Regions from separate parts of the Homo sapiens genome. Here region 1 is linked to region 2. Evidence: read pairs that join two places in POLR2A ChIA-PET (ENCODE). Cell type or tissue: GM12878. All regions are shown on one strand. Links, peaks and the distances in the headings refer to the core of each region. The heading gives the core; the rest is flanking DNA.

What was found. Peaks named below come from ENCODE experiments on the same cell type or tissue, not always from the same donor. Only the 100,000 strongest peaks of a DNase experiment are listed, where the experiment ranks them.
Region 1: POLR2A ChIA-PET joins it to region 2 with 7 read pairs; 2 of 35 experiments call an interaction of 5 or more read pairs at or near these places.

Annotation. Positions count from the first base shown.
Region 1 is chr9:10,248,659-10,252,940 of GRCh38, forward strand. The region is part of intron 3 of PTPRD (protein tyrosine phosphatase receptor type D); the gene reads right to left. Among named protein-coding and RNA genes, the nearest start is that of PTPRD, 360 kb to the right of the region's middle. In GM12878, for the core only: no CTCF peak of the experiment used is centred there; no DNase peak of the experiment used is centred there.
Region 2 is chr9:10,077,379-10,081,660 of GRCh38, forward strand. The region is part of intron 3 of PTPRD (protein tyrosine phosphatase receptor type D); the gene reads right to left. Among named protein-coding and RNA genes, the nearest start is that of PTPRD, 530 kb to the right of the region's middle. In GM12878, for the core only: no CTCF peak of the experiment used is centred there; a DNase peak (open chromatin) is centred at 2,433.

The DNA of each region.
Region 1 (4,282 bases), core at 1,168-3,667, 170 kb after region 2:
ATGTCCATCATGAGGTTGCTTGAGAGATGTGAGTTCTTTAGAATACACTTTTGGACGTGCCTTCTTTAAACTAATGGCATGCTCTTCTCTCATGAGGTGAGAAATTGTTTGGAAGAGTTTGGGTAGCTCAAAAATCTTGTGTCATCCACTGGGAATAAAAAGATGACTAAAATATGACCCCTGTACATAAGCTTCTTATGCACAGAGGTGATATTTTATCTTTTTTTTAGCAATATTGATACTAGATTTCCACTCAAATGCAGTTTTATAGTCTGTTATAGGGAATTCATATTTACCTAAGGGGTCAGTAATACGTAGTAGCCTAGAAGTTTGATCCCCTAAATCAGACAGTGAAGGCCTACTGCTTCTCTGCTCCTTCAATTTCAAGCAAAGATGTTTCTTCTGCAGATCTTATATATCTTAAGTCAGCAAATTTGACCTGCATTTCAAAATCTTCAACACCAGGTAAGTGACTAAAAGTGATTTTGAGACATCTATGCTTTTATCTCCCATCCTATACTTGCACTGGGAAGGAGATAGAAAAAAAAGGTTACAGCCATTAATCACTAAAGACAAGATCCAGTGATTGTTCACCTTGTGAAAAGTAAACTTAGTTCTCTTTTGTGTTGTGGTCAGCATGCTCTCCATAACATAAAAAGACATCATTGTACTTGATTTTTTTCCATGAGTAACAGGTATGTTAGTTCTCAGCGTCTCTTCTTGTTTCAAGATCTATAGGAACCACGAGAAAGAGTTTAAATTTTGACCCGGTAATAGCCAAGATCGGACCTCAAAATGTCCCTTCCTTGAAGCTGGTTTGATACCATTAGGCAAAAGCACACTGCCTGAGTAATTACTCTGTCTGACAGGAGCAAAGGATGGTCACTGGCCAACTATAAGTTAGGTAAAGAAACTTATCTGAAATTTTATTTATGACACAGATTTAGAAATCATTTCTTTTAAAATTTTATTGCATTTTTTCCAACACATTTTCCTATTGGTTTGTCTTATGAGAAGCACTAATGTTAAGGAATTTCTTTCTTGTTCCTACAATTAGACAATATATTAATTTTCCTACCATAAATGCAGTTGTCTTGCATTTTAAGGTCTGGTAACAAATATCATACAGAGCTACCTATGAATTCAAGTACATTTAGGTGACGGCATCACAGTCTATAGATGGCAGGGCCTGCAATAAGCTAGAAAATGACTGCTACATTTGAAAAAAATAAAATAAATAAATAAAGCGCTTAAATATTTTCCTCTAAACACAATTAGAGACACATGCATACATCTGCCAATTAATAAAAATGTTGATTTTGATGTTAATGTACAAAAATCACCACACCTAAATCTGTCATAAATTTGTCTAAAATGAATATTAAGATGGGACCTCAGCTTTCATTCTAGTTACTGTACTTTTCATATTCTATTTAAATCAAAGTACTTAGTATGTATTATCTGAGGATTATGATACCTTTAGCACAGCATAAAGTGAACATTTATTGTTTTAAAGCATTAACTTTAGGAGGCGGGAAATGAAGAATCTGATAAAAGTGACTATAAAAAAGTAAAAAAGCAAGTGACTTCCTTCAAGATTCAGTTTAGGGTAATGAAATATATGCCATGTATGTTCTCTGACCCTTTACTCATCTATATAACCAAATTTTAAATTAACCACAATAATTTTATAAGACAGCTGAACAGTTTCTACACTTTTGAACTCCTGCCAAGACAAGATGTACTGGAACCAAATTTCGCAATGTCAGAAAGCCTAGAAAGTCTTTATAAAGCTTAGATTAACATCAGATCAAATTTGGACTCTTAAAAGGGGCTTGGCTATTTTCAAGCTTTTCCCAAAATGATATTTAGCAAGAGACAAGCAATAATCCCTCTTTAAGCTTAATCTCAGATTTAAAATCCTTTGATCAATCAACAAACACTTATTGAACACAAAATATTTTAGTTACACAGGAGAAAATAAAATCTAAGTCAAAGGAAAAAATAGATAATTTTTTATCACTTCAATTCTGGAACTATAGGCTATATGTTGGTTCACTTCCCCAAGTATATGCTCCAAGAAGCACAAAGGTTCAGGGAAGAAACTGTTTATATGTTTTACTATATATATAAAATAATATGTGGAATAAGATATATGCATAAGTATACATATTTATATGTGTATAATCATATGTAAATAGGTATAAATATATATAATTATGAGGTAAAAATGTTTGTATACTGGCATCCACATCTTTTCTAAAAAATATTTGATTATAAAACAATATGCCATACCAAAATTCAGTGCTACAAAAGTTTTTCATTTGTCAGAAATGTAATTGTTTATGTTATCATTTGTAATACCTACCAACTAATTGAATTAGAGGGCTACATAGGGGTCTTTGAACAAGATGAAGTTTAGTATTGTCCATATAGCAATATCAAATTACTTAAAATTAACAGAAAAACAAAACATCCTATTAATTAAATAACATGTTCAATTGATTAAATAACATGCTCAAAACAGTCTATTTTGGACAACCCTTATGTGACCAGCACTATGCTAGGCACTTTCATGTGAACATTATAAATTAGCCTTCACAATCACACTAAAAGTCCACTATCACTATTCAAATTTTTAGACATGAATCTCTACCTTTCACAGATAAAAATTAAGTAAATCAAGGTCATATGGCTAAATAGTAGGTCCTCTAAAATAAGAGACTAAACTCTTTCCATTCTTTTTTTTTTTTAATTTTTTTCCTAGTGAGTAGGATTATCAGATCGAGGTTAAGAGTTGGGCTCTGTATCTTCATTTCGAGTTATGTGATTTACAACAAGTTGCTTAGCTCTGTTTTCTAATCTTCACAATGGATAATACAATAAAATCCACATTATATGAATGAGCTTGTGTAATGTGAATGACAGTACCTGTATAATAAATCACACAGAACATCACAGAGCACATGGCAACCACCCAATAAAAGTTAGCTAATATTACTACAAGTTCACTCTGTGATCCTTAGTGAGTCACTTTGAACAGATTATAGTTTCCTAATATGGCCTTAGCAGTAGTCCACTTGCTCATATCGCAATGTGACCTTGCAACTTCTCCATAATATGATCTCTTATTTGTGGAATCTGAAAAAGTTGAACTCATAGAAATAGTAGAATGATGGTTACCAGAGGCTGAGAGGGTGGGTTAGGGAAAGGGGAAATGTTGGTTTCAGGGTTAGAATTTCTGGTGATCCATTGCAGAGTAAGGTGGCTATAATTAATAATAATGTATTGTATATTTCAAAGTTTCTAAAAGAGTAGTTTGTAAACATACGCACCACAAAAAATAGTAAGTGTGTGAATTGATGGGTATGTTAATTAGCCTGATTTGCTCATTCTACCAATGTATACATGTATTCAAACATCATTTTGTACCCCACAGATATATACAATTACTATTTGTCAATTAAGAATAAAAATAATTTTTTAAACTAAAAAAGAGAGAGAGAGAGAACCTATGTCTTCTTTCTTTGAAGCTGCATGAAACTTTGTGACAGCCTCAATCAATACAGCACGATGGACATGAAATGGTGTGTTCTGCAAAGTTAGATCACAAAATGCAATAGTGTCTGTGTGCCACTCCTTCATCTCCATCTCTATCTCTTCTTGCTGTTGGAATCCAGTCACCATGCTGTGAGTAATCACAGGCCACAAGTAGAGGTTATGTGTACACTTTCAAGCCAACAACTCCAGATAGGCTTCCAGCCAGCTGCCATCATCAACTGCCAAGCTAAAGCCTTTGAAGTAACACCAGCCTCCTCCATTGTCTCCCCCATTTTCATGAGAAACCCTGAGGGAAAGCCACCGAGCCCAACCCAGTCACTCCCAGAGTAATAAGAGATATTATTATTCTGATATTATATATTATGTATTAATGATATTATATATTAATGAGTGATCAGTATTGTTTTAAGAAACTGTTTGGGGATGATTTGTTACATAGCGATAGATAAATTAGCATAATCACCAAGATTTCTTTTTCATTATTTTTTACTTAAAAAAGCCAAATTAAATATATTTCAGAATTAGTTTGATTTACAAATACATACACAGTCACAGAGCCGAAGTGTATTTTTTTTCTTTTTTGAGACAAACACTCACTCTGTCGCCCAGGCTGGAGTACAGTGGCATGATCTCGACTCACTGCAACCTCCGCCTCCCGGGTTCAAGAGATTTTTCTGCCTCAGCCTCCCGAGTAGCTGGGATTACAGGTGTGCGCCACCAC
Region 2 (4,282 bases), core at 1,054-3,553:
TTCACTTGTGAAGCTTTTAGAAATGTACTTTTCAAATTTACCTCTAGAGATTCTAAAATTAGAGCTAGATTAGGGCTCAGAATCTGTATTTAAACACTGTGTTTGGAGTATTTATTACTTTTTTTAACTTTTAGGTTCAGAGGTATATGTGCAGGTTTATTATACAGATAAGTTGCATGTCACTGGGGTTTGGTGTACAGATTATTTTGCTATCCAGGTAATAAGCATAGTATCCAATAGGTAATTTTTCAATCTTCACCGTCCTCCGTTCCTCCTCTCTCAAGTAGGCACCCATGTCTGTTGTTCCCTTCTTTGTGTCCATATGTACTCAATATTTAGCTCCCACTTAATAAGTAAGAACCTTTGGTATTTGTTTTTCTGTTCTCAAGTTAGTTCACTTAGGATAATGGCCTTCAGCTCCAACCATGTTGCTGCAAAGGACATGATCTCTCTTTTTTTTTTTTTAAAAGGTTGCACAGTGGAATCGGCATTTTTAAATAGCCTTCTCTGTTCATTCTGGTTTTGGTAATCCACCTACCATAATGTTAGTATTACTATACTCTAAGTAACTTGTGGACACCACATTCATATTTGTATCTCCTCTACACTTTAAAAATAGTAATTGATATATGTAAATTCTCAATTTTGATTGGAATGAATTATCTACAGACAAGTGGCTGGAGATGGAATAATTCCAAGGACCCTGAGAAATATTAGAAAATAACTTAGTAACTCCAAAATAAGAAAGAAAAAAAATCTTTAAACATACATACATTTCTAAATATAATCAAATATCTTATACCAATAATTATGCAAAATCATAGATCTCAGGGTTAGAAAGAACCCACCTAGGGCCGGGCACAGTGGCTTACGCATGTAATCCCAGCACTTTGGGAGGCTGAGGTGGGCAGATTGCGAGGTCAGAAGTTCGAGACCAGCCTAACCAACATGGTGAAACCCCATCTCTTCCAAAAAAAAAAAAAAAAAATTAGCTGGGTGTGGTGGTGTGCCCCTATAATCCCAGCTACTCAGGAGGCTGAGGAAGGAGAATTGCTTGAACCTGGGAGGTGGAGCTCGTAGTGAGCCAAGATCATGCCACTGCACTCCAGCCTGGGCGACAGACCAAGACTCCATCTAAAAAAAAAAAAAAAAAAAAAAAAGAAAGAACCCACCCATATAATCCTATGTAGCCCTCTACTCATTGTTGGCATCATTAAATATCCCAATCAGGGGGTGTTTGGTCATCTAGTCTCTCCTTCACTTTTCAGACAGTGAGTTAATCATTATTTACCAACTTCATAAAATAACCTGTATAACAAATCTCCACAGTTCTCTTCTGATTGCTGTTTCAAAATGTGCCTCCTAGGAATTTATATTCAATGTTTCCTATTCTTTCTTCTGTGAAATGTCTGCTTCCTCTTTCAGGTGATAATTCTTCAAATATTTTAGAGATTGTTTTAGTGTTTTCCCCCTACACATTTCCTCCTAACAACATTAAATATAAGACATGGTTTTCAGACTCCTCACCATCTGGTTGCCTTCTTCTGAAACTTTTCTGGTTGAACATTATCCAGCTTAAATCTACTTTCAATCGTTAACATGAGTAGAACTTTTTTTTCTTTTTCTTTTTTTTGGGTTGAAATTTAAACAATTATGTGCACATAACTTTCAGATCTTTGTCCTTTACACCTGGGTGTACCTGTATTTTAAAACTTAAAATGTCCTCTTAAGAGACCAAATTCTTTTATTGCTATCCCTCCCTCTAAGCTGATTTCAAATACCCATTCTGGGAAGGTAAAAATGGTACTGGCAAGCTTCCGAACTCCATGTTTCCAGGTTAAGGTTGTGCCTGACTGTCTAATCTAGGCTGATCTGATCCAGACGGGCGTGCCATTGCAGCTATTCTGATGGCTTTACTCTTCCAGATGGCAAATTCACTGTTGGCCACGTATGCAGGGATTTCATTAAAAGAAATGGTAATACGCTTTTTAAACTAAAATATGTATTGGCAGGAATGAAATCCCGAGGCCACCCCTGGGTTGTTGTGTTTTTGTTGCTGTATTTTTCCCCTCCCCTGAAGCATCCAGGCAGGAGGCACTCCAGAATCAAGACCCTTTGTTTTTCACATGGCTCTTTTTCACCATGCCACTGCACTGCCACATGTTTGAGTGTGGGCATCAAGGATAGAGATTTGGATTTTAATTCAGGCCCTGCTGCTAATTCTATGATATTGAATTAAATATGGTACCTTGAAACTAACCCTGATTTCTCTCACTTCAGTTGTTTCATCTGTTAAACCCCAAGATCTTTCACAGCTGTAAATCTTCGTGCTAGTCATTCTGCGAGTTGGCTTTGGATACATTAAGGTTCGTTTTCCTCACCTTTGTGATGTATACTCAGCAAATGCAAAGTCATTCTGAAATCTACTGCAAAATAGGTCTATTGTCACCGACCCTAAAGGATATGAAGTGCACATAGTTAGATGTTTGCTATGAATAATTGTCAGCAAATACATGAATAAAACTTCAGAGTATCCAAGGTAATTAAATCTTGCTTTTTTTTTTTTTTTTCCAGCTTGGTATGTACAACCCCTTCCCAACACATGTCACTGTCAAATGTGTGGACAGAATAAACAAGGAATTTTGTAACAGCAGAGAACATAACTTAAGAGACAACAAACACAAATAGAGAAGAAGGGGAAAATTCCACTAATGGTCTAAGTAAAACCTAAATGCAAAGAGAACAGCATACATTTAAATGATAAGTGAAGGAAGCTCTCTGTAACAGCCTGACAGCATATCCTCTAAAGGAAACTAGCTACAAATCATCACCATTATAGCTGGTAGCACAGAGTAGCAAAACAGTTCACACTAAAGGAAAATCAGACAGGAGCAGGCAAACCCAAAATAGAAATAGAAATAATGACAATTTCACCAGAGGACAAAATGCTGTATCTCCTTTATTAGACTAAATGTGAAATGTTAACACTGTATGCAGAGTACATGTGATAGGGAGGCATTGGTATTCAAACCACTTGTCATTGCTACACTGTAATCCAATCATGACACAAGGAGAAAAGTAGAGAAATTAGAAATGCATTAGAAGAAACAAGAAAATTGGGAATGTGAAGGGTGACAAGCTTAAACTGCTTAAACTCCTAGCCCTGGCCTCGCAGAAGACTCATATTTATTTGAAACCATTAAGAAACATGTTCTACATGCAAATAACAGTACAGTTAACATAAAAGGCTTTGCCTTATCTCAATATAAAATGCTAGATAAAATCCATTATCACACACATTGTATATATTTCAAAAAATGAAAATAACTCCCTTTCTTTTCTTTATAGGGACTCCTACTCCTTAGCTAGGGAGGCAAAGAGAAGTGATAAAATACTATTTTATGCTCTTGACCATTAAAAAGCTACCATTTTGAAAATTAAATTTCTGGCAAGCTAGACATACTGAGACATACAGTTATTGGTATGAATATTCTAAAAACATTACGTAAATATTGGAACAAATACATCTGATAATTAAAATAAATTATGACCATATATTTGTTTCTTGCCTACTCTCAGGAACAATTATCTCTTATTTTAAGAGACTGTAGGTACATCATTTGAGTAAATTATAATATTTCTTAATTTATAACACCCAAATAACTTGTATGGAATATCTACTAAGAATATTTCTCTTTCTCCTTTTTTTAAACCTGCTATTTCCATCTTATAGTTAAGGCATAAGGATAAATAAGCATGCTTCTAGATAATTCTTTGAAATAAATATTAATTCTTAAATTCACAGACATTATTTTAAATATTATGAAGTTAATAACTTTCAAAATAATACTACTGTAATATAGCAGTGTGCTTGTTCAAGATTCTGATACACATCAATAATTAGTTACCTAGATATTGAAGACTTTGTTTTAAAGATTATAATCAATTATAAAGAAAAAGGCAATGGGGGTTACAATTGGACTGAACGCTTGTATCCCCTCCAATTTTGTATGTTGATATCCTAACCCCTAGTGTGATGATACTAGGAGGTGGAGCGTTTGGGAGGCAATTAGGTCATGAAGGTGGAGCCCACGTAACTGGAATTAGTGCCCTAATAAAAGAGACCTTCACAGTTCTCTTGCTGTCTTTCTACAAAGTGAGTAGACAGCCTTCTGCCAGCCAAGAGAGGGCCCTCACCGCAACCTGACCATGCTAGGGCCCTGATCTGAGACTTTCAGCCTTCATAACTATAAGAAAGAAATTTCTGTTGTTTATGAACCAC